Regions from separate parts of the Mus musculus genome. Here region 1 is linked to region 2. Evidence: chromatin loops called from intact Hi-C (ENCODE). Cell type or tissue: heart. All regions are shown on one strand. Each heading gives the region's core, and the rest is flanking DNA. Links, peaks and the distances in the headings are about the cores only.

Region 1 (14,968 bases), core at 2,408-10,407, 50 kb before region 2:
TGTGACATATACGGGGATGAGACAGCAGTGGTGTGGGTATGTCAAAGGTCACTGCTACCACACACCACCACCCCCATGGCTGGAGCCCAGTGCAGCTCTGTGCCTCACTGTGTGTGCGACCCAGGCAAGAGGGAGGACAGGAGGGGTGAGCAGAGAGTATAATTGGGATTATAGGGCTTGGGGGAGACCTCTTCTCTCCAGTCTTCCTTGCTGTATCTACACTAAGATGCCTGTGATACAGGTATCTTGATTGGCCCTTAGGTTGCCTAGCTCACTGTGCTAGGGAAGCCTAGGGTTGTAGCTTCAGGACTGTGGACAGGACTCAGCTTGCACGCTGTAGGTGAGAGGAAACACAGCTTAGCAGCTTCCAGTCATTTCCAGGAGCTCTGTGGACTTTGATCTTCCCATCCCCCAGCCGTGATGAGCCCCTGCCCTGCATCCCAGGGGAAGCCTAAGGTTCTCAGACTTCTCCGGGCCACCAGCTCAGCTGACAGTCTCATTTCCTGAAGCAACATGCCCGAAGCTCTGGGATGAGGAGGTTGGAGGCCCAACTCAGATTGCAGCTGGCTTACTGAACAAACCTCATTTCAGATCTTTCCAGACTGTGCCTTCATTTTGATTTTTTTTTTTCTGCAAGAGGTGACAATTTGTCTAGATGATAAGAGCCCCTCCTGGCTTGATTTGGTTTTGATGGTGTGTTTGGTTTTTCTTCAGAAAAGAGTTGTTGAGAACATTCATTTCTCGGTCACTCACTCAGTCAGTCAAATAGCTTTTCTGATTGGACCCTTGCTGGACATGGATTGTTTACTCCTGTGTCTTATAGTAGAGATCCATCTTGCCTGTCTATGAATGCAGTAGGTCTTCGGCTGAGGGGATGGCTAGTTAGGATTTCTATTGCTGTGATAAAACACCATGACCAAAAGCAACTTAGGGAGGGAAGGGTTTACAACCCTACAGCTTGGTGTCCATCCTCCAGGGAAGTCAGGGTCACAGTGTATCCATAGTCAGGAGGTACAGCAAGATGAATGCTGGGGTTCAGTGCTCCTTCTCCTTTTTATCTTGCCTGGGACTCCAGCCCACATGGGGGTGACACCCACAGTATGAGCCTTCCTTGGTCCAATTTAGAAACTTCCTTGTCGACACGGGCAGAGATTTGCCTCATACACAGGTGGTTTTAGAGCCTGTGAAGTTGACCATCAATATTATCCATCACAATGATGAGAAGAGTTTCAGTCTCCGCTGGGTGTTGCTCTTCTCGTGCAGGATTGTTTTATTATGGAAGCAATTCCTGAGTGTGTACATGACAGATACCTCACTAGACACTGTCACATAAACATTTATTCCCAACAGTAACTCTGTAAAGTTAGTTAGCATTTCACTTTACACATGAGCCTGGGGAACCTTCAAGAGACTGACAAGCTGTTTTCAGTAGACGTAGCTTCTGTCAGACCCCTCTGGAGACATGGGTGGCCAGACCCAAGACCATGGCACATCACTCCACAGTGGGACAAGTGCCAATGCACGTCCTACACCCTGAGGTCCTTTGTTCCCAAAATCTGTTTGTTCCTCTTGGCATCAATGATCTCGGGGCCAGTCAAGGCCCTAGCAGGTCACATGGTGACATCTCTAAATGCCTTCTCTTCTCACCCATCACAGGAAGGATATTTAACAAACCCAAGAAGCCTCTGGGAAGATTACCCGCATGTGTACCTCTCGTGAGTATTTGTGTGACTCATTAAAGCCAGTGATGAGCAAGCTGTGAGTTGAGCCTGTAGAGCATGGGGTGGCAGGCAGTCTGTCTGTTTGAGAATCTCCACGTGAGGCATTATCTGCATTAACTCCACAGAGGTACCTATTCTGCACGGGACAGATACAAACACAACTCTAGATTTGTGTTTTATTGGAGACCCTTTAAATTCATAGCACATCTTCCCCTCCATACTCATGTTCCTACTTGTGATGCTGCCAAGACCAGGCCTGTCTCCCTCCAGAGGCCACACTGTATTTCTTAGGCCTCCCAGAGCAGCAATAGCAAAGGGTGTGAAGCTGAACAACTTAGAGCCTTTCTGTGGTTGTATTCAGTGGTCCTTCTCTGGGTTAACATGATGTGCTTGGTCGCTACTGCTTCCTCTAATGGACATGCTGTGACCCCTTAAGTGGTCTTATACATGATGCCTGCCGTGGGCGTGGTGATCCCTGCATCCACCCCTCCCTTCCTCCCTCCCTTGCTTCTGGTCCTGCTGTTCACCCACAGTCTTGGCTTAGCCCTTTCCTTATGCTCTTGGCAAGTCCCCTGGGGATGTTCTTGGTCACACCAAACCCCTCATCTCCAGCTTCCAGGTGAAGTTTTTCTACTTGGGACAGCTGGCATACTGGTTGCACTCACTACCTGAACTCTACTTCCAGAAGGTGCGGAAGGTGAGTCTTCCCTTTCCCCACCCCCTTTAGAGGCCTCTCTTTCCTGCAGGCCTCCTGTTTTTCCCAGTGACTTCTCCCTTCCCTTTCTCCGGAAGCATGATGTGTTGGCTGATGACAGGGAACCACACAGACACCCACGAGAGTGTTGTCAGGGTCTTGACTCCTCCACGAGATGTGTGCCCACTGGCAAAATCTAATCTAATCCAGATATTTGATCAAGGCCGTCTCGCCATCCCCCATCCATTTTTATAATTTTCCTCAGAGTAATGCAGAAAGCCCTCTTCCCAGTTCCTGTGTCTTCATTCCCAACCCAGAGTTGCCTTCTGGCACCAGTCTTGAATCTGCTGCCTCGGCCTTCTTGTTACTAGCCCGTGTGTGTGGTTCTGGTGTGACATGGAACCGTGGGAGTATGGAGACCTGACCCTTCCTTGTTAACCTCTCATGTTCTCTCAGTTCTAATCATATTCATTTGGAGTCTGAGCAAGCTCACTGTCTGCCCATCTCTTTTCCAGGAAGAAGTCCCACGCCAGCTGCAATACATTTGTCTGTACCTTCTTCACATCACTGGGGCATACCTCTTAAAGTGAGTGAGTGTGGAGGGAGCCAGCCCCATTTCCTCGCCCTTTCATGCCTCGGTGCCTACCCACAGGGTCACTCAGTTAGCAGGCATTTAGTGCATACTGGCTTTTAGAGGAGTACCTTGCTACCTTGGGAATACAGGCAGTAGTGGAGGACTCTCCTATCTCCAATTATTCATTCTCCAACTGGTAGGAAAGACAGTCTATAAGAAAGATGGGTGTGATGCAGTATGGACCGATAGCCAAGAGAACCCAGAGGGTTAGCCACCTGTTCTCGAGGCAGAGGCGAGGAAGGCTTCTAGTAAAGTGGTCCTTTGAACTGTGACTTTCCAGTCAGAAACTTGGCTCTTGCCACATGGTATCCAATGCGGCTGGAGCAGTACGGGCCCTACAGTTAATTTCAGTTTGTCTTATAATGAAATAGAGAGCGGGTAGCCATATGGTTGCTCTGGAAGTGTGAAGCGTTACTACATTAGGCCTCAAGTGCCTCTTTTACAGACAGTATTTTGATGAATGAACTGTGCTTGGTAACTGGGCTTTTTATGAACTTTTCATGCTCTGAGTAGGGCCCAAACTCTGTGTATGCTAGCCTTTGAGAGCTTCGCTGTAATGCCCAGATGTCTTGGGGAGCCCTGTTTCTGAGGAGCTCATAACAGGCTTCCTGTGAGACCGACCAACGTGGGTGAATAGTGTGTGTGGCGGAGCCCATCAGCTCTCACGTTCTGGCTTTCTGTCTCGAGGTGAAGGGTCATGGCAGCTGTCTCAGCCGTGCTCTGATGTGGGATGCTCACAACTCACATGCAGAAGGGTTATGGTGACAGCATCACCCAGCAGTGAGTGTTGAGCACCACACACGGGGAGAACTTCCTGCTTCCTCAGATAGTGCAAAGTCAAATAGCAGGAAATCTTCATATATGTACCCCCAAAGCCCAGCAACCTTGTTCTAGCCCCCCCACACACTTCTATGTATGATTCCAGTAGCATGAGCATAGAAAGGGCCAGATATCATGACGTATATGGATCAGGTTCATTGTAGGGACAAGCAGGTGAAATGGATCAAAGTCTGGGGAGTCAGTACAAGAAAACTACTGGAAGGTGCAGCAGCCGAACTGTGAGGAAGGATAAAGCACTGTCCCGCAAGAAGTGGATGGCAGAACAGAGAGCAGCCTGAGCTACCTCAGACCAATGGCTTCTGCTCTGGGGTGTCGGGCAGGGAGAGTAAGGCTTGTCTTTCCCTCCAGCCTGAGCCGCCTGGGGCTGATCTTGCTACTACTGCAGTACTCCACCGAGGCCCTCTTTCACATGGCTCGGCTCTTCCACTTTGCAGACGAGAATAACGAGAGGCTGTAAGTAGGGTTGCTGGATGCTGGCCTGTCCAGAGACTGATGGGGTGGGACCTGGGTATCTCATGCAATCTGACTGTTTGAGGGGTCCCACCCTACATTTGTGTCTGTTCAGGAACTTCTGAAACTCTCACCTTCCTGGGTCCTGTTTGATGCTCTTTCCCACTCTGGGTTGCTTCTGGAAATGGGGTGAAGGTTCCTTGAATGACTCCCAAAGCTGACATCCCTTTTCTACCCCTGAGAGCAGGTTTAACGCCTGGGCTGCTGTGTTTGGGGTCACGCGTCTCTTCATCCTCACCCTCGCTGTGCTGACCATTGGCTTTGGATTGGCTCGGGTGGAAAACCAAGTGTTTGACCCCGAGAAAGGGAACTTTAACACCTTGCCTTGTAGGTGAGTTGGCAGAAGTCTGGGGTGGTGAATAGAGGGGCTCTCTGAGCACTGCCAGGTACCTCCTGAACATGGCGTGTCTTCATAGAAGGTCGGGGTACAACCTCCCACACAGTGACGTTTAGGGGCAAGTATGTTAACATCCGTCTCCTGCCTCTGTCCTACATTCTTCAGTCCACAGCTTTCACGTGCTCTTGTGAGGAACCCAGTCCAGATGCAATGTGGGGCCCCTCACATTTTGCTCAGCAATCATGGTGCAGAGGACATTTTTCATCCCAGCGGGGTTGATCATGACACTCTCAGGAAGCTCAAGATAGAAGCTTCATCTTTTATTTCAAGCTGTGTGGTCCATGAAGCTATAGGCATTAGAGTGTGTGTGATCTTGATATAGGAGAAGAAAATTATTTCTGCACTCTCATATGCTAGCTCTTTCGAATGTTAGCAATATTCATCTAGATTGTTATGGGCCAGGCATGTGGGAGAGAGGACAGTGGTGGATCTGTAGGATTAGTTTGATTGTGGTGACCATCATCACCTTAGGGCCTTCACCTCACATTGCTCGTGTACCAGAGAAGAGACAGACTGAAGAGCACACCCTTGCTGGTGTCGGGAGCTGTGGGGAGGGTGGGCCACAGGAGCTACAGAGACCTCCTTCTGCAGTCTGTAGACCTGAACTTTGCCCATAGATCCATTTCTACCCTCCGCAGGCTTGGCATGCTGCTGCTGGTGTGTGTCGCCCAGGCCTGGCTCATGTGGCGCTTCATCCACTCCCAGTTGCGGCACTGGCGGGAGTATTGGAAGGAGCAGAGTGCCAAGCGTAGAGTCTCTGCTGTCCCCAGGCCCCCAGCCAAGCTCCTCAAGAGAGAACCTGGTGAGTGACACCCTGTGGCAAATGAGCGAGTGGCTGGGGACTGCAGATTGGTGAAGGAGAGCTGGCACTTAAGTGCTCCACAAACCAGTCCTGCTGGCGTCCCCTCCTTGTAGACATTTTTCTCCCAGCCTGGAACACGGTAACCAGCATGTAATTGGCCATGAGCCAGAGACCCAGTGTGAGCAGGCTGGCTCTAACAGGGCCTGGCTTAGGGCAGCACTGGGTGGGGGTAGCTTCTGGCATGTAGCTAAGTTCTCCTGCTGTTGCTGCTGTTGTCACCCGTGTCCCGTGCTACAAAGTGGCCGTGTGTGTCCTTACCTGCTCTTGTGCTCTCCGTCTTGGCCCAACCCTGCCTCCGAGGCTTCCCATCTCTCTTCAGGACTGACTGACTCACAGTGACAGTGTTAGGGAGGAGCCATGGAGATGGGGCACACACATCTCCTTTAACTCCTGAGCATCCTCAAGTGATCCCCTATGCTCACAGGTCCTCAGACATTGTAGCTCAAGTCTACTACCCAGCCTTGCTTGGGGCCTGGCCTGTCTGCATGCCTGTTTTCTGACTCACCTGCATTTTCCCATGCAGCTGCCTGCCTGGAAAGAGCCTGTGTGTGTGTGTTTGTTTGTTAGCAGTCATTTGGATGTGAGGAAGACTTGGAATGGGTTAGGAGGAGGGGTTTCAGTGATGCCACAACTCATTAAATTTGTGGAGGTATTTTTCTCTCCTTTTTTATTCTTGTTGTGTTTGGTTGAGACAGGATTTCTCTGTGTAGCCCTGGCTGGCCTGGAAATTGCTCCATGGACCAGGCTTGCCTCAAACTCAGAGATCCCCCTGCCTCTGCCTCCCGAATGCTGGGATTAAAAGCTTTGACCACCACCCAGCTTGGTCAAAGGAATGTCAGGCCTTGCCCCTGCAGTATCTTGTTCCCCATTTCTTCTCCTTGTTACCATTCTTGTTGCTGAGACCTGTCAGAGCTCTGTGGAGCTGAGGGATTGAGAACACTGGGAGAACTAAGAGATTAACGCCGGCATTGCTCAGATCTCAGTGTAGGCTGCTGCCCTTTCCTCAGTTTCTGTGAATCACGGTAGGTGCCCTCCACTAAAAGATAGTCAAAGGCTAAACATGTAAAGCAAAGCCACTTATCAAAGACACTAGGACAGGCAGCAATCTGCCCTGGACTGTCTCTGGGCTTCCATTGGCTACAGCCTGCTTCCTGGTCGGATGGTCTGCCTGCCACAAAGCCATGTCCCCATAACACCCGACCCTCCATGTCTCCATTTTCCTGCCTCAGTGTCAGCTGAAACCCTGTGTGTGTCTCTTCTCTACATTCCCCCAGGTTACCATGAAAACGGAGTGGTGAAGGCAGAGAACGGGACCTCCTCACGGACTAAGAAACTCAAGTCTCCCTAGCGCCACTGTGCTGAGAACAGGGATCCTCTGGATGAGGAAGCCCTGGCCCCAGCTCAGTCTCTCCACCCTCCTGCCCATGCTCGTCTCCACCAGCAGAAGCCTTGGCATCAAAGGGGGAGTTCCTCTCTACCTTCTAGTCTTTCTCTTCTTTCATAAACCATTCTCAATAAAGCCAAAAATCTTATACTCTTGCTCCCCTGAGCCGCCAGATGGCCTCACCTCTGTCCTATCTTGAGTTTTCTCAGAGGCCTGCATTCTCCTGATTGTCTTCCTGCTCCTTCCCTCCTCCTCCTCCTCCTCCTCCTCCTTCTCTCTCTCTCCCTCCCTCCCTCCATCCGTCCCTCCCCCTGTCCTCCTCCCCTCTCCCTCTCCCCCCTCTCCTCCCTCTTCCCCTCTCTTTCTCTCTCCCCCTTCCCCCTTTTCTCACCTTCCTCCCCTCTCTCTTTCTCTCTCTCTCATGGCTGCTTCTCATCCTCCTTTCTTCCTAACTTTAATGTGCAATTTCTCTGATTTGTACAACCGGGGGGAGCTAAGATGGCAGCCCTGCCCTTGGGTCTCAGGGCTTGCCAATCTGGAAGCCTCTGGCCAAGGAGCCTCCCCTAGAGCTGGTGGCAGATCCTCGGTGGCCCTTGTGGACAGATTGGATTACAATATTCTTGGTGCTGACCGACAGACAGTCAAGATGTAGGATTCTGGTTCTACGCATCCTTCGCTTTGGGGACATAGTGACTTAATCCAGAAAGACAGTGTTAATTAACTATTGAGTCCCAGGACTCCAGAGAGCTTCCAGTGTGTCATTTGAATTGGAAAGCAGCCTGCCTTCACTCTCTGAGGGGACATGCTAAGGAGGATGTGCCTTCCCACTTGTCCCACAAGAGCAAAGCACATCAAACATCTGCCTCTTCTAGAAAGGTGGCTCGACAAACAGAAGAGTCGATCTGGACCATTCTCCACCCACCAGCATCTGAAACCAAACCAAAAGGCAGTTACAAACCCGCCCAAGACACGCTGTTCCCAAGTCCAGAGATGGCCTGCCCCAGCCGGCCAAACTTGCAACCTCAACTTCATCTCTCTGCAGAAACAGGAAGCCCCAAGGACTCCATCGCCCGCCATGTGTTCCTTTGGCCACCTTCCCTCTGGCCTCACCTGAGTGTTCTTTTAAAGTTGTTAATGTTGTTTGTTGAGCACACCCAGAGCCTGACACCAGGATGCCTCAGGGTTACTCTTCTGGTTGCATGAGCTGACACAGCCATGTCCACAGGAGTCTGTGACCCCCTTCCCTTCGGTGTTCTTTCCTCTCTCTTCTACCTGAAGACGGGGTCATCAGGTCCTTATGGTACCTTGTGAGGACTTTTAGAATGGATTTAGGCTTTAAAGGGTCCCCAAACTCTGAGCTAGAGTATAGGGGAGCAGTTCTTGGTAACACAAGACATTAATGTTACCTAATATTCTGCCTGGCCTTCCTTTGACACCATATCTGAGACCAGAGCTTGAGTGTTTACCCATAAAGAGGGAGCTGGGTCTTCAGCAAGAGCTCCCTTCCAAGCCACTGACGATGGATGTAAAATCTAGTTTACCCACAACTGAGGAATTTGGTTCCAAACACCAACGTGGCATTCTTTTTCTCTGTGTCCAGCTTACACATAGACATGCTGGATGTGTTGAGCATACAGAATAGAGATGAGATCCCCTTGGCTTCTTGTGTGTGAGCTTAGGAAACAAGACAGAATTTTGAAAACTCATTCCTCTATTCTCTCCCTCTTCTTTCCTGGCCCTTCTCTGGGCATCCCCAAAGAATTGATCTGGCACCTTTCAGCCAGTGTAGCCCACCTATCCGGGTAGGGATTTTAATTGAGTTTATGCTTTGAAATGCCTTCTGTTGCTGTGTGGAAGCTCAGCCGGTGGCTCCCAAGCTCACCTTACCCCATCAGTCTAGGTGACCTCCTGGACCATCTCCAAGCTAAGAGCCTGCCTCCCTAAGTTGCTGGCAGGCCCTTGCCAGCTCACTGCAGGAACTTCGTCTCTAGGCTGAACTACTTAGTTACTCCTTAAGTAAATACTTGTGACAAGCATGAGACATGTGAAGGTCTTGGAGGAACAGGGGTATAAAGAGCAGCTGTCTTGGATCCAGGGGTCCTGTCCCTCTGGAGGGGTTTGTTATTCCCGGTACACTTAGATGCCTGAGATGATATGGATTCATTCCTTAGAAGTCTTGCAAGCGTCCTCTGTTGCTGGTTTGTTGGGATTGATCTAGGCTCTTCTAGAACATAAGGTCAGTAGTAGGAGTTTGGGGTGTTCATTTCCAGAAAAGCCTGAGACCAAGGGCAGCAGCTCGCCAGCCTTGACTTCTGGGCTGTTAGCAGGCTTGGGAGAACTATGGGGTGCTTTCTCACCCACCCAGCCTCTCTGGCATTGATGTTATAGGAAAGCCAAGACTTTGTGAAGTTGGCACAAACCTTGTTGCCAGAATTACAGAAACTAAGTTCCACACCATCCTTCAAACATGCAGGCTAGCATGTAATCTGGGTGCTCTGGCCCCATTCTTTGTTTTTATGCAGGCTCTCCTGTCCCCAAAGTACCACACCCTTAGTGAAGGACCTGCCATACTCCGCCAAGTTTGAGATGTTCAGTACCATCTACCAGGACCAGAAGATTCTAATCACTACCTCAGCAGCCACTGCCTGTCTCTCAACATCCCTGGAATTCCAGTAGGTGCCAGTGGCAGGACTGGTGGACCGAGAACCCCCTGTTGCTAGTTGCCCTCCCCAGAGGTGTGGTGACTCAGGGGACAGTTACTTCTACAAGCTCCTCAGGCTTGGGTGCCTACACTATGAATTAGCTCCTTGTCTTCCTCCTATGGTCAGAGGTGGTCCTGGGGAAGAAGAAGCAGGCTAAAGCCAGGGAAGGAGGCTTTCTGCTATTCTGGTCAGTCCTAGCCCTGTGTCCCTAACTGGTTCACAGCAGCGGCAGCAGCAGCAGCATGTGGCTAGCCTAAGGGTGAACTTTAGTCACTTCTATTTAGATGACTATGCTCTGGCTACTCACACAGTACTTTTGAAGAGTGCCTGGGACTGTAAGAGCCCCTGAAGGTTTATTCCCCTGTTTAGTCCCCTCCGGCATTTTTTTTTTAAAGTAGGAACAGAAAGAGTGCATTTTCCAAAAGTCTACAAAGCTCACTTAGATTCCACACATCCTCAAAGAAACTTGCTGACTTCTTGCAGCGAGGGAAGGCCTTCATTTGCATTTGTCTTTAATGGCTTTCAGCCTTCCTGGTTGGGTTTGCTGAAGTCTGGAGTGGGAGGAGGTATAGGGTCCGGGCTTAGGGAACTTTCTCTGCTTGAGGGCCTCTGTGTCTACAGCACATTCTTCTCTCTGGCTCTGTTCTGGTGCGGCATGGACCGACAGGCAGTGAGTCAGAACAGTGAGCTGCTCTTCCACCTCCCTCGGCGTCCTGAGTGCAGCCTCTTCCCTCAGAACAGGATGCTAGGGAGAACATCAATGCCAGGCTTTTGAAAACATCCGTAGAACCCTTCTCCAGCCCGTGGTGAGCGTGAGGAGGATGCTGGCACCGACTTCTCGCCCTTTCCCTGCCTTTTAATACAAGTGTTAGCTCCATTACATCTGCTTTCAAAGCTTTGCAGATGAGAAGAAAAGTCACGCCGAGTGGCCTCTGTGAAACTTTTGTTCTTGTCCTAAGCAGGTCCTTGTCCTGTCACTCTAAAAAGTGCCTTATATTGCCTTGTGGCCTTCACTGGTACTGTATGGCCTGGCCCCCCAACTGCCAAGGCTCTAGGGCTGACTGGCATACAAAGCCAATGACAGCATACCTCAGTACAGCTCCAGGGGAAAGGGACATGGGTTGACAGTATGTGTCATTTGTTATGACCCTCTTCTCCCTCACACATAGCGTGAGACCTTGCTTGTTCTCTTTTTTTTTTTTTTTTTTTTTTCTAGTCTCCCATTGTCTGTACCTTCTGGCTGTGGAAGCTTGTGAGGTAACCCAGCTGCAGACACCCATGCCTCCTGTCTAATAAGGGAAGCTTGGGGGTTGGGAAAAAGGTCACCTCTGTGTACCTCTGGCCCTGTGTGGCGAGCCCTGCTCTTCCAGTTTCCTCATTCCCACCCCAGGTTAGAAACAGCACCCTCTTCCTATCTGTTTTAGTTCCATGTAGCCCAGAGTCTGTATGAGGAATGTGTTTACTTGTGCTCCCTTGTTCCAAGTCTTAGCTCATTGGTAACCTGTTTGGCAGTGCCTGTGATCTGGTAGCTGCAAAGCTCCTGGATTCCTGTCAGGGTTATCTTGTGTTCCTAGTACCACACCAATCCCCTCCCTGACCCTAGCCTGCTTGCCTGCCTGTTCCCGCCTGCCATTCCGGGTTGTGCAATAACCCTCCCAGCCGGTGGTCTTGTCCCTTACTGCATCCATCCTGCAATATCTGGAGAGAGGGGACCCACAGGAGAGGTCGTCATCATCCCTTACAGAAGTGTCAGTCCCTTCCTATTGCTGTCATTCGCACGGCCCTGCGTGGGTTTCTGTGGCAATCTTACAGAATGTGTTGTGACGTCTTCGAGATCTTTACGTTGTTTTAAAAAATAAAATAAATGTGTTGAAGAAAACAAAAACAAAAGCATCCTCAGACCGGGACATTGTCAGTGTCTGGGGATAAGATCAGTCTGGAGTCGCTGACATCACTATCATCACCAAAGGCATTCCAGGGTTTCTTGTTCCTGTGCAAACAATGGGCCATGTTTCCAAGAATCAGCCACAGTGGTGAGCCCTGTCCGCCCCGCTACTGCTCGCCCACCCCCATGATGGGGCCTGGCTGTGGTGGTGAGTGCTGCATTCTTTGGGGTACAGATTCATGTGTGATTAAACCTCACTTTTCAGTTACTCTGTTTAACACACACTTGAAGGATGAGCGGAGGAGCTGGTGCCCCTGCGCAACTCACAATGCAAATGTGGACACTTTGACTGTTTTTCTACATTAGCCTGTTCATGTTATGGACCAAATTCAACAAGGAACTCAAGGAAAATGTGTACCTGCCATATTTATGCTTTCTTATTAAAGGGTTGGGGGAGGGGCGTCTTACTTTTGGTGAAGTCTTTTTTTTTTTTTTTTCCAGAGTCCTTTTTCCACTGTTTCTGTCTGGTTTTAGAAACAAGCTACAGTTTTGTATGGATTTTTTAAATGTACATTTTGAAACAAATGATCAAATATTTTCTGAAATACATGAATAAAGGGCACAGAATTATTGGTCATAACAATCTCTGATAGGCTTCACTGGTGTGTTGTATAGGGTAGATTTTTGTTTTTGTTATGTTTTGTTGTTTTGTTTTTTTTAAGTCTTGATTCTTCCACTTGTTTTTACTTTGAGAAACAAGTCTGTGTCAACTTTAGTTTTTGTCTAAAATTTTTCACTATATAGTAATTGGGGTTTTTTGTTTGTTTTGGCTTTTTGTTGTTGTTGTTTGGTTGGTTGGTTATGTGTTTCGAGACAGGATCTCACTATGTATTTCTGGCTGACCTAGAACTCACTGTGTAGCCCAGGCTAGCCTCAGACTCACAAGAGATCCACCTGCTTCTGCCCCTGAGCAGGATTAAAGGTGTGTGCCACTGCAGCTGGCTGGGTTGGTTGGTTGGTTTGGGGTCTGTGGGTCCACAGCAGTAATGGAAGCTAATGAACTGGGGTAGGGAGGGCACTTGCATTTCCCATGCTTGTGAGTAATATGCATTGTTTTTATTTCGTCTCTAACAACAAAGGGGATTTCCTAAGAGGTTATGTAAGCTGGAAGCACCAGAAGGAAGGCCTCTGTTTTGACTACTCCTGTGAAGGCATTCAGCTTTGGAAGGGACACGGGTCTTGGTCTCCGTGAATGCAGTGTCCCCAATTTAGTAAGCATGGTGGCATCAGCAGTGACTGGTGTCGTGTAAACAGCCTGCTTGTGCACGAAGCTGTCTGCGGCACTTTCCAGAACCATGCTTGGGGGGTGCTCAGGAGATGTGTGCAGTTACAGGTGGCAGTTAGCCAAAGGAAACCTCCAGGGGGGGTAAAAATCACCCAGAGAGAGAGAGAGTGGAGCTGGCAGCATCAAGCCTTGGTGCAGATGGCTTTCTGTCCTGCTCTGCACAGCATGCCACATGATATCCAGCCGTTAGCTCAGCCCATTTCTCATCTGCCCTGTGGGGGTTCCCCTCACCTCCAGATATGGTGACTGGTGATGGTATTACAATCATGGTGCAAACAAACCTATATATAATTTTTGAGACAGGTTTGTTTTGTTTTGTTTTGTTTTGTTTTGTTTTGTTTTGTTTTGTTTTACATAGCTCTGGCTGACCTGTTAACTGGCTTTTTAGTCCAGGCTTGCCTCAAATGGCAATTCAGCCTTAGGCCACCTGAGAGCATGGATTGCAGGTGTGTACCAGCATGCCCACCTTTAAATCAGTTGTTCTGTATTTGCTTTTGAGATGAGGATCTTAAAATATATAGTCCTGGCTGGCCTCAACTGTGTTCCAGAGTAGATTGTCCTTGGACTTGGACAGTCTTCCTACCAGGTGCCAGGATAGTAGATGTGCACAGCCATACCTGGCTAAACTGATCTTAATGGACATGCGTGTGCTTGTGTTCCAAAAGGATTAAAAAGCCACATACCCAGGGGTCCTTGGAAACAAGAGAGAAATCGTCTTTACCTGTTTTTTTGTTGTTGTTGTTGTTCGTTTGTTTGTTTTGGTTTTGGTTTTTGTTTTGGTTTTTCGAGACAGGGTTTCTCTGTGCAGCCCTGGCTGTCCTGGACCTCACTCTGTAGACCAAGCTGGCCTCGAACTCAGAAATTCACCTGTCTCTGCCTCCCAAGTGCTGGGATTCCCAAGTGTACTGAAAGCCCGTTGACACAAGTGAAACCCCTAAATTAGACAGTATGTCCAAGGCCTCCTACTGGTGTATTTGGGGTACACATCCTGGATGGAATAGTGGCTCTTGGCCAGAGGCTCACCACCACCAAGCCTGTCTTTACCCAAAAGGCAGCTTTTTGTTTTTTTCCTGCCCTGAAACAATGACCCTTCCTTATCAGTCTTGGACACTTCCTTCAGTTAAGTCTGATAGCTGTGGCTAGCTACCCGTATGCTGCTGACCCTGCAGACGATTGGCAGTGCTCATTCTGATTCCGTTCTCCGGTGACTTATTTGAAAGAGCAGTCATCTCTTAGTATTGCTCTCAGTACAGGTATCACTTAGCTATCATTTGCCACCTGAGCCCAGGCTTCAAGATGCATGCCAGTTGTGACAGTATCCTACAGTACTTGATGGCACCTCATGGCTGCATGCTCCTCCAGGGTCTCAGAGAAGAGTGAGATCCACTCTGACTTTGGAGTGAAAAGTGAGGATGATGTTTCCACAGAAATGCCCTTCAGCCTTGGTCTACGAGATGCCTTTCATACCTTGTCAGGGCTTAGCAGGTCTTCTCAGTCTTGGATCAGTTTGGAAGGTGCAAGATGAGGCATGGGAAGGAAGCCAACTTTACATACGACCACTTTCTCCTTGACACTACAGTGAGCAAATAGAAAGGTCTATCTATATGGTATCTGGTGGGAAAGATACGAAATATGTGGTCAGGACTGAGGTCCCAGGGTGTGGTGGCTTCAGAAGGTCCCCAAAGGCTCATATATCTGAATGCTTGGTCATTAGGCAATAGCCATGCCTGAGAGGGATTAGGAGGTGTGGCCTAGTTCAAGAAAGTATCACTTAGGCTGGCTGGGCTTTGAGGTTTCAGAAGCCCAAACCAAGCCCAGTGGCTCACTCATTCTCTTCCTGCTGCCGTGGATTCAGAGGTAGAACACTTCAGCTCCTTCTCCAGCACCTTGTCTGCCTGTGTGCAGCTATTCTCCCCACCATGACAGCACTGGACTAAACCTCTGAAATTGTAAGTAAGCCCCAGTTAAATGCTTTTCTTTATAAGTGTTGCCAC
Region 2 (14,968 bases), core at 2,305-10,304:
TAGGCTGGATTAGGGGAAGGAAGTTGGTATTGAAGGATAGACAAGGGTGACCCCAGCATTTTGGCCCATGAGACGGGAAAACTGGAGCTCTTAACCAACTGACAAGAATGGACATGAGGGCATGTCGGAGGAGCGCATTTGGAAGGAAGAGGCGTGACTAGATAACATCTGACGTGCTCAGTTTGAGCTGTGTATTAGGAAGGTAGCAATAGAGGCAGTAACATAGCCATGTGTTTGGGAGACACCTTCATAGGCACCATAGGAAACAGTGAGCTCAGAGATAAGGACCAAGACTGAAACTGGAGCCACAGCCACACTCCTGAGGCATTCCCTTTCTAACACAGAGAGCGATTAGAGATTAACACTAATCTCCTATCTTTGCACATCTACAAATGAACTGTTATTATAAGACAAATCTATAAAGTTTTAGAAAGGCTAAACAAGGTACACACCATGGATCTTACATTACCTTATTTTATAGTCACTTTATTATACTCGGACTCTTATTTTAAGCTTTCTTGTGTGTGTGTGTGTGTGTGTGTGTGTGTGTGTGTGTGTGTGTGTAAGACAGACAGACAGTCAGACAGACAGACACAGAGAGACAGAAAGACAGAGAAGATAGAGAGGTCCCTGTGGAGGCCAGAAGAGGGTATCAGATTCCTTGGAATTGTAGTTTAAAGAGGTTGTGAGCAACCTGCCATGGGTCCTGGGAACCAGACTCAGATCTTCTAGAACAGCAAGCGCTCTTTCACGACTGAGCACTCTCTCCAGCCCCATGTTCAGATTCTGTAGGGAAACTGGTACCTTACAATGTATTTAATATTTCTCTAAGAAACTGACTGATTCACTCTGGCATTATTCTCAAGTTCACTGACAAGAACTATATTCAGTAAAATCTCTAGGTATTAAAACACTGCTGCAGAACTTGTTCTTGTCTATGTATTGAACTTGGATAGTTAAGTACATTTCAGTTTGTCTATAAAAAAAATCACTTGGGTTTCCTCTAACCTTTATAGAGCACATAGGAGATTCTAACTACCAGATAAAGTGTTACAAGCTGATTGCCTCAGCACTCAGGAGGCAGAGGCAGCAGGGTTACAAGTTCAAGGCTGGCCTGGGCTACACAGTGAAACCCTGTAATAAAAGTACAACCCCTCTATTATATAAAGCAGTTATTTGTTTGGCAGTTGATTGGTTTTTGTTTGGCTGAGGTTTTTTTCTGTTTGTTTTTTGTTTTTTTGGTTTTTGTATTTTTATGTTGTTATTGTTTGTTTGTTCTTTATGTTCATAACTAATAACTGTGGAAGCCAGAAGAGGTTGTCAGAGACCCTGGAAGCAGAGTTACAGGCAGCTGAGCTGTGAGCCACCATTTGGGTGCTGGGTTGAACCTGCATCCTCTGGAAGAGTGACCAGTGCTCCTAACCACTGAACTCTCTCTCCAGCACACTAACTGCTAATTTTCAGTCAATTGCCCCTTCTCTTGCTAAGAATAAAGAGCTCTGCCAGGCAGTGGTGCCGCACGCCTTTAATCCCAGCACTTGGGAGGCAGAGGCAGGCAGATTTCTGAGTTCGAGGCCAGCCAGGACAGCCAGAGCTATACAGAGAAACCCTGTCTGGAGAAAGAGAGAAAGAGAAAGAGAAAGAGAAAGAGAGAGAGAGAGAGAGAGAGAGAGAGAGAGAGAGAGAGAGAGAGAGAGAGAGAGAGAGAGACCTCTAAGCCTCTATGAGGAAGCAATCGGAATCAGTGCTAACACAAAATGTATTAATATAGTGTCACCTGTCCTGTGTAGGATGAGGTCATGATAACATGGAGAAAGGAAGGAAAAATAACATTTATATACTCTGATTAAAGATGTATCTTTTCACTGAATTCTATAGTCAATGGTCTTGGCTTGTGTTCTAACCTTCTAAGTTTCTAGAGATCACATTGCTTGTCTGAACTTTGAAAAACGACAATGGCAAAAAATGGAAGAGAAATTCTTGGCTTGTCATCTCATTGAATATGGAGGAGAAGAGACAAGCATAGAAGCTCAGAAGCCAAATGGATGGATGGATAGATAGATAGATAGATAGATAGATAGATAGATAGATAGATAGATAATTGAATGGATGGATGGATGGATGGATGGATGGATGGATGGATGGATGGATGGATGGACAAGTAAATAAATAAATGCAGAGGCTATGTGTGAAGAACAGCTCACCCAAGTGAGGACATTCCACTGTCAGAAGCTGCCCATGGCTAGGGTTTGAAGTTCAGTGGAGTCAGAGTTGAAAATAAATACTGACAGTTTGTCTGTCCTGAAAAGACTGAATCCACAAAGGTGGATGACATTCCTAAGAAGGGAGCTTCAAGAATCAGAACGGAACCCTCACATGCTTCCACCAAGGAGGCAGGGAGACCAGAGAAAGAGGGACCAGACAGACGGGAGTGGGAAACCAGGAGGGAGAACAGTCATGTGCGAGACCAGAGGCAATGGAGAAGTAATGGAATCAAAGACCTGGAACAGGCCCGAGAGAACAGTGGCGGCGAACGCCTGTCCAAACTCGCAAACGCATCGCTGCTGTCCCCAGAGAAGCAGTTTGGGGCTCAAGGATGAGATAAAATTCTCTTCCTAAAGGAGTCGGAGGTAGGAGGGGTTTTGTTCTTGTTATTTTGTGACATGTGAACTTTACTGGAGAAAAATAGTCACTAGAGTGTTTAAAATTTAAATAGGACCAATAAGGAAAGGGTGGGCGAATGAGTGAGTGAGTGAGTGAGTGAGTGAGTGAGTGAGTGAGTGAGTGAATGAAAACTTAAAAAAAAAAAAACCCTAACAGATGGAGATGTTTTCAGTCCATAGAGATTAAGGGCTCGCTGTTGTAGAGTAGGTGGGAAACAGAGCGAAGAACTTGAGACATCCCAAATGTGAGATTTAGAATTCAGGCAACTTTGAACTGTGTTTGGAAACTATTCCAGGAAAAGCCTGCTGCAAGACTCAGTTTAGGTGTCTGTGACTAAACGCTGAGGCATCTGAACAATTTTCTCGGAGAGGAATCCGGTGGTCTCCTGGTAACACGGGGCAAGTCTCAGATCTGAAGTCAAGGGGTGCCCTTAAAATCCCAGATGATACCTTTTTGTCAAAAGCCACATGCGCAGGAACAAACTCTGCAAGTGGGGCTTGCTTGAGTGGCCCGTAAGTTAAGATGGGTGCCTTATTGGCCAGTTCATCCAGCTCGGCCTGAGACAGCTGGTTGTAGTGGAGCCGGTCTCCACCTATCCCCATGGTGGGACGTCGGACAACTGCATAGCCGTTCCTGTAGTTGAGTGTCTGGCTTCGGTGGAATGCTGTTTTCTGAAGAAAAGGTGTATACCGTTAATGACCTCAGATAAGTCTTTAAGGAAAACAACTAACTTCCTAAACTACCATACCTTAAACTTCTGCTTTAAGAGTACATTTAAAAAATTATGTGGATGTGTGTGTGAGTGCAGATGCCCTCAGATCTCCTGGATGGTCAGGTGGCCATGAGCCACCCATTATGGGTGCTGGGAATTGAACTTGAGTTCTCTGCAAGAGCAGATCTTGCTTTTAAATGCTGAGCCACCTCTGCAGCTCCAAATGTTGGCTTCTTAGCATCACAAAACGTACATCAACATGTTTTGCTGCATGAAAAAGCTTTGTTTTTTAAACTGAAGCACTTGGGTCAGGAGCAAGGAGGGAAGTAGAAACCATCTAAGGTTAAAATAGAACAGCCCTGCTCTGTGATGTCCGATTCGCCTCTACCATACCACTTCATCTGTATTCTATTTTTATTTTTGCTAATTTTGTTTTTCTTCTCCGGAGATCATGAGTCATGACCTTTTCTGAAGTTCACCTGAAGCAACAACTCTTCTTATTATATTGACACTGATACATTCATATAAGCCTTTGAAAAGCAGCTTGCCGGCATATATGTGAACTCCCAGCAACCCTGTCCTTACACATTGATTTTTAAAATACATTCCCAAATTATGGGAAATAATAATATGCTTGAAGCTGACAAAGATATGTGCCATAATAGTGACAAAGATATGTGTGTGCCTATGATTCTTAAATGTTGAAAACAATCTAAACAGCACACATGAGGAAGAAAGGAAACAATGGAAATTTCACGTAGTGGATTGTTATGCCAGAATTGAAATGCTTCTAAATACCATGCAGCAGCCTGGTAAAGTATCTACATTTATTAAGAAAAAAAAAGCATCGTATAAAATTATATCAATACACTATAATTATAAGCATACAAACTGGAGTTGGTAAACATCTGAACTAAGTGTTTCTAGATTATGTTCCTTTTCTGCATGAATACGCATTTGTTTGTTATCAGAAATAGAAAAAAATAGATAAAGGAGGAAAGCAAAATTAAGGTTATAGCAATTCAGTGGGGGGTTATGTTCTTTGTGGGGTCACTCTCAAATTGTCCACATGCAATATGGTTAACATGTTATGCATACATGATTTACAAATAATCATAAACTTTATTTTTATTAAGAATAGAGAGAATAACTTGACTATCTCTCAGTTTCCTTGGAGTCTAGCCTATCCTTCCCTCCTCTCTTATGGTCTCTACTACCATAAAAGGTCTAGTGGTCTGGACTGAAGTATGTCCAAGACACTTCATCTTTCCATATAAATATTTAAAGTCTGGCACTCCTACCCACACTTGTAGAATCTCACAAATCAATTGAGCCTTTCCTCGAGGGTATCGACCAAGCACCTGAACTTCTGTTGTTGCTGGGCTTTGATGCGAGCTGCGCATTCCTGTACACACATGCACATATAATCCACACTTGCAGATACCAAATGTGTTAGCTGACGCTACACAGCATATGACAATGTCTACAAGTTTTAGATCATATAAAAATTTAAAAGTTCATTAAAACAGAAAATCTATGATGCTGGCCAGGCACCATATGCCAGACTTCTTTTAATCCAGTCCTTGAGAAATGGTGGCTAGAGATCATAGTGAGTCTGGGGATAGGCTAAGTTACACAGCAAATTTCAGGCTAGTCGGGTGAAAAGAGAGAGAAACCCTGTCTCAAACAAACAAACAAACAAACAAACAGGAATCACATTGAATGAGCTTGTAGCTTTAAAAGATGACCATCTTAATACAAGACTAGAAGAGAGTCTGAGAGTCTCACCACATTTTCAACTAAAATTGAAATCTGTGTCCCCTAGAAAACAAGTAGATGAAATAATTTGCCTTAAGAAATGGAAAGAGAAATGTAAGAGTCTGAATCATTAAACCGTATAAATACAAATGACCACTGGCTTACCTATGGTCATCGTCACCCAATCTTAATGTTGACTCTTCAGAATTACTTCTGTAACTCTGATAATTTTTTTAAATGCCGAATGCTTTTGAGAGTTAGGGTTGGGAGTGTAGCTCTGTTGTTAGAGTGTTTGTCTGACACAAAGATCTGTCTTTGGTGACCTGCCTGTAACCCCACACTTAGGAGCCCAGAGGATCAGTTCCAGATCAGCCCAGACTATATAGTGTGTGAAGTCAACTGGGACTGCTTGAGACCTGGTGTCGAAAGAAATGAACAAACAGTTAACCTATGTTAGGAGGAAACTAAGAACCCAAATTACTGTTATCACTTGGCTTTGATATGATAGGACGTGTTTGTTGTTGTTGGGGTGGTTTGTTCTGAGCATGTGTGTGTGGGGGGATATGAGTGTATATGCACATGCCTGTTTGCATGTATGTGGAAATACATATGAAAGACCAAAGTTGGCATGGGTAGGCTGCATCAGGTAAGGGTCAGTCTAGCTAAGCGTCTTGCTTGGGTATTAAGGATCTGAACTCCACTCCTCTTATGAGAGCAGCAAGTGCTTTATCCTCTGAGCCACTTCCTTTTCACGAAGCTCCTGTTCTGTCTGGTTTGGATCTGCTGTCGTTTGGAGACAGTGACTAGCTATGTAGCCCAGGCTAGACTCAAATTGGCCACCCGTATGCCTCAGCTTCCTGAAAGCTGAGATTACGAATGTGCATCGCCACCCTGGACTTTATTTAATTTAATATTTAATTTCATCTAGATGATGACTATAAACAGTTGGGGCAAAGGAGTAAAATGCAATCTGAACGGGAGCCCTGTGTGTTGGCATGTCTTTAATCCAAGCAGTCTGCAGGCCGAGGCAGGTGGTTCTCAGGTTCAAGGCCAGCCTAGGCTGCAGACAAGATAAAACAACAACCTCCCCCCCCACACACACACACAGTCTGAAAATGAATCATGTGTGTAAGTACACACACACGGGCTACAGAAAGAGAAACATTAAGTGGTTCATTCCTATGGTTGAGACGGAAGAAATACAAGGAGAGGAGGAAGAATGCTTTACAGAGAAAAACTACAAGAAAACCAGCATGTGGGGGCGGCGGGAGGTGGGGGATTCAATTCTAGGGAAGGCTGTAGCTGGAGAGAAAAGTGACCCTTAACTCAAAAGGCCAGAGACTGGGGTGGGGACCCGTCAGGAAAGGAGTACGTGGAAAAGATGCATACACATAGAGGAAAGGGGTTGAAGGGCAGTGACCCTGAGGATTCAGAAGCGGTGAGACAAATCCAGAATGAGGCTGCTGTGGAGAGACGGTAGGAGAGGATGAAGGCGCTGAGTAGGGTTACAGTGCAGCTGGGGAGAGGCCTGGAGACAGCCTGGGGTAATCGGGCCAGAAGGCAGGTAGATGGGGCAGTAAAGAAAGAACAGGGCCACGGTGAGGACCCAGGAGGGTGAGTGGACTACCAAGAGGCCAAGCAAAATCGGCAGAGGCTGGGATGCGCGAGGACGACGGAGCCTGCGGAATGAAGGAGCGCAGAGGCGAGCCAAGTGGAGAACCCTTCGGGCTGGCCCTCACCGTGGAGTCTGTAAAGGACGAGCCCGGGAGAAAGGGCAGGCCGTGCACCGGGTTGGTCCCCATCGCTGCCCTGCAGCTGCCACCTCGGTTGCCTTTTGCCGCTCGGGTTACCCTGGCAACAAACTGCACTCGCGGGCCTCTCCAGACTCCCTGGTAACGCCAAACACACTAGTCGAGAGAGGGGAGGAGCGGCGGGGAGGAGGGGAGGATGTTAGGGGGCGGGGAAAGGGAGGCGGAGGCCAGGTCTGCGCCTGCGCACAGCACTACTGACTCTAGTGGCCACAGGACGTGGCTAATGGGTGTGGCAGAGGCGGCTCCGCCCCCTTTCTTTCCCATACTTTTCCCTTTCTCCTCAGCCCCCACTTCCTGGCTCCCAGAGGATGCAACCTAGGGGTGGGCTGAAGAAAGCGGATGTTCTTAGGCCTTGGCTCGCGCAGTGAGGTCTGGGATTGGACCACGTCCCTTTAGATCAGTTGTTACAAAGAAGTTCCTTGCTCCACGTTAGTCCTCCCAAGAGCTCAGGCACCCTTTCTCTGGGGAAAGAGCTGCTGTCCTAGTCCAGACACAATGTACAGTGGTTGCTCCCCAGTGAAAGCGCTAAATACTTCAGACTCATCAAATTATGAGGCAAGGGCTGTGGATTAGATTATAATCGACTGCATTTTCGTTGCTCAGACTTGATCCGATTTGAAGCCCCAGTCTTTCCACGGCTTCCTGGTCCCCTCTTAGCTATCTGTTCCACCGTAGATTCCTATAGATTGTGTGCTGAGGTCTCAGAACTTTACTGGGTATCTGTTGACTGAAAAGCTGGAGAGTGCCTACGCCTACCTTAGTCCTTGCTTTATAGCTATAGCATCAGTGATACATAAGAACCACAGAGGAAGAGAGAACCTTCAAAGAGAGACCGAGTCATGAGAAAGAAGTAATTCAGGGGAGTGAAATATTGTCAGGGTCATGTGTACTGCAGAGTATAGCATTTTCTGGACAACTTTTTTTTTTTCCTTTAAAAAAAAAGTGACCCCATTCCTGAAAGATCATCAGGAAAAGAAAGAAACCAAGAGTCTGTCAGCATGGGGAAATAAAAGGGAAGCTAAGATGCCCAGAGATTTTTTTCCATTATGTCTCAAATTTCCTAGGAGTTTGGTCTTTATAACATGTTTTCTGACCTAGGAATTTAGAGAAACGGTAGAGTAGTAAGCCTGAGGGAGAGTATCATGGGTCATTTGCTGCCACCAGTTAAGATGGCAGCTGCATTAGTCAGGGTTCCCTAGAGGAGCAGAACTGATGGAATGAATAAACACATTGATTGATGTTGGCTGTAGGTGCCGAAGTAAATAGAGAAGCTTACCAAGATGCTAAGCCTTCATTTTCTGAAGGGGCAAGAGGGTTCATCCTTCTTGGAAAAGGCTGGCATCCCGCTAGCTCACTCCAGTGACTTTGTTCAAATATTATACAAGCTTAATTGGGGCTGGGAAGGTTCTAGCTACCAAAGTTATCTTGCCTTTGCTGCCCATGAGAGCAGACGAGCCTTTTGATCACTGCTAGCTATAATCAAAAGTAAGAACTCCAGGTTTGCTAGGAGCACCTTAAAACCAAGGTTGGTACAGCTGCAAGCTCTCACATAGGACCAAGTGCAGATTCTCTAGAGAGAGACGACATTTCCTCAGGTTTCAAACAGTCTCAAAATAATTTTTAGCTTCTACTAATTGACCCAAACATAGCGAAGACTTTGCTGAAACATTTCAATTAAATCCAGACATAAAGGTTTTACCATACCTTTCATTTAAAGCCAGACATAAATGCTTTACTGTACCTATCACTACAAACACACACACACACACACACACACACACACACACACAAACACACCACACATGGACACACCATACACACATGAACACACTGGATTTTGGTTTATTAGAGTGCCTTACAGGCTGTCATCCAGCTAGTCCAACAGCTGTCTATCAACCAAGGGTCCAAGAATTCAGTAGTTGTTCAGTACACAAGGCTGGATGTCTCAGCTGGATGTCTTCAGTATATGCCAGAGTCCCAAAGAAGTAGACTCTAATGTCAGTGAAGGAAGGGACTTGCTAGTCAGAGCAAGCAGGCAAAGAGAGAGCCAGCCTCCTCCTTCCACATCCTTTATATAGGCTGCAAGCAGAAGGTGTGGCCCAGATTAAAGGTGGATCTTCCCACCTCACGAGATCTTAAGGGTGCGTCTTCTGACTCCAAATTATTTCATTAAGAAAAATCTCTTACAAGTATATCCAGCCACTTGGGGTTTAGCGAATCCCAGATAGTGTCAGGTTGACAAGCAAGAATAGATACCATATCTGCTTTGCCTTTATGGCTGCTTATCACAGCAAATCATCCTGTGGGTTTCACTAACTGGCATGAAGCTTCAGGGGCCAGGGTGAGAATGCAGTAAGTAACAGCTAAAGATGTTACTGGAGAAGGCTATGCTTAACTCACAAAATTCTTTTCCTGTACTTCTTCCTTTCTCTCTACTATTGTTCATTCATGTCTTCCTCCTCCTCCTCCTTCTCCTTTACCTTCTTTTCTTCTTTTAAGACAGCATTTCATTATGTATTTCTTGCTGACCTCCTGAAATTCTCCACGAAGCCCAGACTTACAGAGATTTGTCTATTTAATTAAAACTTTCAATGAATTGACTAGCATCACAGCAGTTGCTGAAAATTTTAAAAAGTTCCCACCATTGCACCGTCCCCAAGCCAGTGACGAGGATGGCGACTGGGAGTAGTCATGATGAACATCTCAGCCCATCAGCTCCCCGCTCCTCAGTACCTCAAAGCTGCTGGGTATCCAGCATCAGTGATGAGTGACTCACCATGATAGGCTTGTACTCTTGCAGGCCCACGATCTCTCCATTCATATCAGTTCTCCTAAACCCCAGGGCACATAAACAGGCTTGGGAGACTATGGCTGAACAGTCTGGCTGCTCTGGGTCCACCTTCCCTGGTGCAAAGGAGGGAGCTTGTGGGACTGGAAGGGTCAGTCACACCTGAGCCCACTGCTCTGGAGGAATCAGTTTGTGTTTGAGGAGTGGCTTCTGTTCGTGTACTTTTAGAGTAAACCCTACTAGTCAAATGGTCAGCGGAGTGTCTTTTAGTTTACTTTTGTACCACAGAAGGGCATAGGTAGAGACAACTTCCTTGGTCTGTGGCCTTTAAAAATTGCTATCCATTTGGAAAGAGGACATGCCAGGTCGAGTCTCTGCCGTGATTTGAATGTGGTCTGTCCACTGTGGTGCTTATGTTGAGATGTAATTGCTATGGTGATAGTGATCATGGCGCGGAGAGAAGGTTTTGTCTTTGAGGTGACTAGGTCATGGGGCAGCTGCCTTTGTCTGGTGAGCGAGTTGTGAGTAGTTATTATAAGAAAGGGCTGTTATGAAGCAAGGTATCTTTTGCTTGCTTCTTCAACTTTTAAGGACTAGTAGTATGTAGCACATTAATACATAGTAGATGCAGACACCACATTCTTAGATTATCCCAGCCTTCAGAAACTGGAGTCACAACAGAATTCTCTGTTCTCTCTGGTGTGTGCTCGAACATTAGGATCATAGTGCTAGGATCCAGTACTTTGGAGAGTGCAGCAACTTTAAGGCTGAACTGAGCTAAACAGTGAGAGTCTGTCTCAAAAAACCAAACCAAACCAAAACCAAACAACAGCAAATAAGATGGGAAAAAAATGGTAAAAACTGGAGGAAGGGTTTGGGAGCTATGGAATGCTGTTTTGGGAGCATGACATGGCCTTGCGTTCGTGAAGGACAGCAGCTTTAATTTTAAAAAGTATTTTTGCACAAGACATACAAAATTGGACCCATCAACACTCTATCAGAGATGGAGAAGGAGCTCAGAAGGCTGGAAGATGTCTCCCAAGGAACCTGACAGGACAGGGCCTGAAAAGTCCCCTCTAGGGACTATTTAATTTAATATCCATCACTTCTTTGACTCTCTGTGAAGAACTGACTTCATGGTTTTCAATCCCACGGCCTCCCTACTCTTCAGTTGCTAAATTCCCAGGACAAATTCCAAATGGCTGTGTCTGTGTTCTGGATTATCTTGGCGGTGATTTTTGCTATTCTCCTCTTTTCTGCTGGACAGAAATAGCAGGCCTTGAATTCTAGGTGGGGGCAAGAGGGACAACTGGCCAGTGGCATGTCCCCAGAGTACCCTCCCATACTCAATCCCATTATCCTCATTCTCTGGAGCCTCTTATCTTAAAAGAGGACTGACCTTGTCAAGTGTCACACACCTGTGATCCCAGTACTCTGGAAGGGAGGAAAGAGGACCACAAAGTCCAGGCTATGCAGTATGCTGGCTAGTCTTATGTCACCTTGACACCCAAACTAGAGTCATCTGAAAGGATGGAGCCTCAACTGAGAAAATGCTTCCATAAGATCCAACTGTAAGGCATTTTGTTAATTTGTGGTTGATAGAAGAGAGTCCAGTCCATGGCTGGTGATGTCATTTCTAGACTGGTGGTCCTGGGTTCTATTAAAAAAAATTAAAAAGCAGTAAGAAACATCCCTTTATGGCTCCTGCATCAGCTTCTGTTTCCAAGTTGTTGCCCTGTTTGAGTTCCTGTCTTGACTTCCTTCAGTGATAGTCAATGATGTAGAAGTGTAAGCCAAATAAACCCTTTCCTCCCCAACTTGCTTTTGGTGCTGGTGTTTCATCACAGCAGTAGTAACCCTAAGGCACACATTAAGACTTTGCCTTAAAAATGGGGCTGTGAGTTGGTAGGAGATGGCTTAGTCTGTAAAGTACTTGGCAGGCAACTATGAGGACCTGTGTTCAGATCTGTGCACCTATGATGTCTAGCGATTAGATAAGAAAATTCCACCTTCACTTACTGTAAGAAAGAAATTCAAAGCGGGGGCCATTTGACGTTACCTCTATGGAGGGTGGCTAGCCAGCTAAGTACTTTTACTCATGTTGGGATAGTAATAATTATAGTAGCCAATGTAAAGAAAGCTGGAATATCAATGTCTAAACCTACAGTTAATATATAATGGCCTCAAACAGGAGGCAAATTGATGGTGTGGCTCAGACTATCGCCATTGTGGTGGTTTTCATAAGAATGGCCTCCGTAGGCTCATTATTTGCATATTTAATCATCAGGGATTGGCACGAGTTGAGAAGGATTAGGAGGTGTGACCTTGTTGGAGGAAGTGGCTTCCTGAGGGTGAGCTTTGAGATTTTAAAAGCCCGAGTAAGACAGGCTCAGTGTCTCTCTCTTCCTGCTGTCTGGAATCTGAACACAGAACTCTCAGCTACTTCTCCAGTTCCATGTCTGGCTGCTTTCTTTTATTAGAGTGTTGCCGTGGTCATGGTGTCTCTTCACAGAAATAGAACACGGAATAAGATATCCATGTACTTAAATGTTATTATTTTCCACCCGAGTAATAGGAACAACATAAGAAACTTTGCTCAATTCAGTTAGAATTGGAACATGTACTTCTGGATGTGCTGACATAAAACAGGGCCCCCTCCCTCTAAAAGGTCAAACAAAAAGTTATACTGAAGTGTTGTTTGCTTGAAAAGCATTTTATAATGCTTGAAGATAGGGAGGATGATGGGGTAATAAGAACTGTTTCTATGAATAAAGAGGTTGATACTGTTGTGGTTGGCGGTTTATAGCTACAATAATAAAGTTAATTGCACCTAGAATTGATGACACACCAAATAAATAAGAGAAAAATGGTGCAATAAATGCTTTGTTATGGGCTAGGCTTCCCACTAACAGTGAATATACAAGTTTAGCTTGCACCTGCCCCCACTTCACCTATAGGGAGAAGTTTGGAAATGTATGTTATTAATTTGAAGAAATGTTGTACCAATCACTCAAGGTGCTAAACAGTTACTGAAGCCACTGATTATTATAGATATTACTATGCAATGATTATTACAAACTTATGAGCTATAACAACAACGTTATAAATTTAGTTGTCACTTAATAGGCTCCTAATTGATCTAATTTTGCTCATATTTGGTGACTTATGGTAGTTTCTCCTTTCCCTGCCTATGCCTCAAAAAAGAAGCCATAAAGTCCCTTTATCTTGAGAATAATTATTCTCAAATACCTATGTTAATGTAGGTACTATAGCTGAATAAGCTTTAAATTATAAGTCCAAAGACAGGGGTTTAAGACATCAAGGAACCGTTGACTAGTAACTGTTTCCTAACTGAATTTTTTTTTTACCTTAATCCACTCACAGCTGTGAAAATAACAGACATTCCTCATTTAGCACTGGAGAAATATTGAAGCCCTCGCTTCGTAGATGACTCTGGAGTAATAAAGCTTTCAACTGTACACACACACACACACACACACACACACACACACACACACACACAGAGAGAGAGAGAGAGAGAGAGAGGGTTGAAAAGACGATGATAATAACATCGAATATATATATGTGTGTGTGTATATACACAGATATATGCATACATTACATACATATACACACATATATATTATATATGAAATATATATAATCATGGTTAGAATATAATTAGCCCAGGGAGTGGCACTATTCAGAGGTATGGCCTTGTTAGAATAGGTATGTCACTGTGGAAGTGGGCTTCAAGACCCTAATCCTAGCTGTCTGGAAGCCAGTATTCTGCTAGCAGCCTCAGATGAAAATGTAGAACTCTCAGTTCCTCCTGCACCATGCCTGCCTGGATGCTGCCATGCTCCCACTTGGTGATAATGGACTGAACCTCTGAATCTGTAAGCCAGCCCCAATTAAATGTTGTCCTTATAAGAGTTGTCTTGGTCATGGTGTCTGTTCACAGTAGTAAAACCCTAAGATATATATATATATATATATATATATATATATATATATATATATGTATATGTATATGTATATGTATATGTATATGTATATGTATATGTATATGTATATGTATATATACAGAGAGAGAGACAGAGAGAGAGACAGAGAGAGAGACAAAGACAGAGAGACAGAGACAGAGAGACAGAGACAGAGAGACAGAGAGAGAGAGACAGAGAGAGATTCTCATAGTTTCATGAAATCAATGAGTGAGTTCCTATGAGTTTATTAATGCCTCAAGCTCTTCCCTGCAATCTATGCAAGGAGAAGTCCTGGTGGAACCCCAGACAGGATAAAGTAGCTGGTTGGAGTATTGACATTTCCAAGACATGAGATCTTGCTCTGCCAATGCAATCCAGATGGAAGAGACCTTACAGATTAAAAGAACCATAAGCAACAGCCAATCAATGGCAGTATGGGCTCTGTTGGGACCCTGATACAAACAATTAGACATCATGTTAGTTATTTATAGCATTTGTAAAGTCACTGGGAATCAAACATTAGATATTTAATGATGCCAAGGAATTGATTAGTATTTTAGACATAGTAGAAGTATTATGATCTTTACTTTGAAAACATTTCACCTTAGCCAGATGTTAGATTCCTATAATCCTTGCACTGAGGCAGGTGGGTTGCTACAAGCTCAAGGACAGCCTATGCTACATAGGAAATTCTAAGTCAGTCTGGGTCACAGACAGCCAGTCACTCAGTCTCTGAATAAGTACAAAAGTAAACAAAAAACCCACGTAGATTAAAAAAGAAGGAGAAATGTCCATCTTTTAAAAATAATCAAGGAAGCATCTTGGGGGAAAGTGCCTGGTTTGCTGATGGGGTGGGGCTACAAATGAAATCAGGCTATCTATAAGTGGATAATTGTCAACTTGATTGCATAAAGATTTGTTATACAGTTCTGTCTGATTTTGTCTATGTTGGAAGTTTCTCCATAATGCAAAAGCTGAACAAGGGGAAGAATAGGGGAGAAGGAAGAAAGAAAAAGAAGAAGAAGAAGAAGAAGAAGAAGAAGAAGAAGAAGAAGAAGAAGAAGAAGAAGAAGAAGAAGAAGAAGAAGAAGAAGGATAAGGATGGGGAAAGAAAGACAGACAACCTCTGAATGACATAGAAGTATAGATTCTGTTTCTGAGCCAGGTAATGGCAGTGTATGCCTTTACAGCAAGCACTTGGAAGGCAGGCACAGGTGGACCACCGTGACTTTGAGGAGAGGGAGTTCTA

Evidence for each region. Hi-C counts contacts between places; a loop is a spot of excess contacts. Peaks named below come from ENCODE experiments on the same cell type or tissue, not always from the same donor. Only the 100,000 strongest peaks of a DNase experiment are listed, where the experiment ranks them.
Region 1: a loop joins it to region 2, with 2.1 times the contacts of the local background. A loop is called at or near these places in 4 of 42 quality-filtered maps.

Annotation. Positions count from the first base shown.
Region 1 is chr1:20,993,600-21,008,567 of GRCm38, reverse strand. It overlaps Tram2 (translocating chain-associating membrane protein 2), which reads left to right. Exons shown (of 11, transcript NM_177409.3): 5 at 1,657-1,715; 6 at 2,334-2,418; 7 at 2,931-3,001; 8 at 4,238-4,342; 9 at 4,587-4,730; 10 at 5,435-5,598; 11 at 6,933-7,171. The coding sequence ends at 7,006. Among named protein-coding and RNA genes, the nearest start is that of Gm51618, 42 kb to the right of the region's middle. In heart, for the core only: a CTCF peak has its summit at 5,610 (motif pointing left); a DNase peak (open chromatin) is centred at 5,547.
Region 2 is chr1:20,943,702-20,958,669 of GRCm38, reverse strand. Efhc1 (EF-hand domain (C-terminal) containing 1) reads right to left here and starts at 7,044. Exons shown (of 11, transcript NM_027974.1): 1 at 6,874-7,044; 2 at 3,114-3,335. The coding sequence starts at 6,936. All of the region lies in intron 1 of Gm51618 (a long non-coding RNA gene), which reads left to right. In heart, for the core only: a CTCF peak has its summit at 7,166; a DNase peak (open chromatin) is centred at 7,149; H3K4me3 peaks cover 1,362 bases; H3K27ac peaks cover 1,694 bases.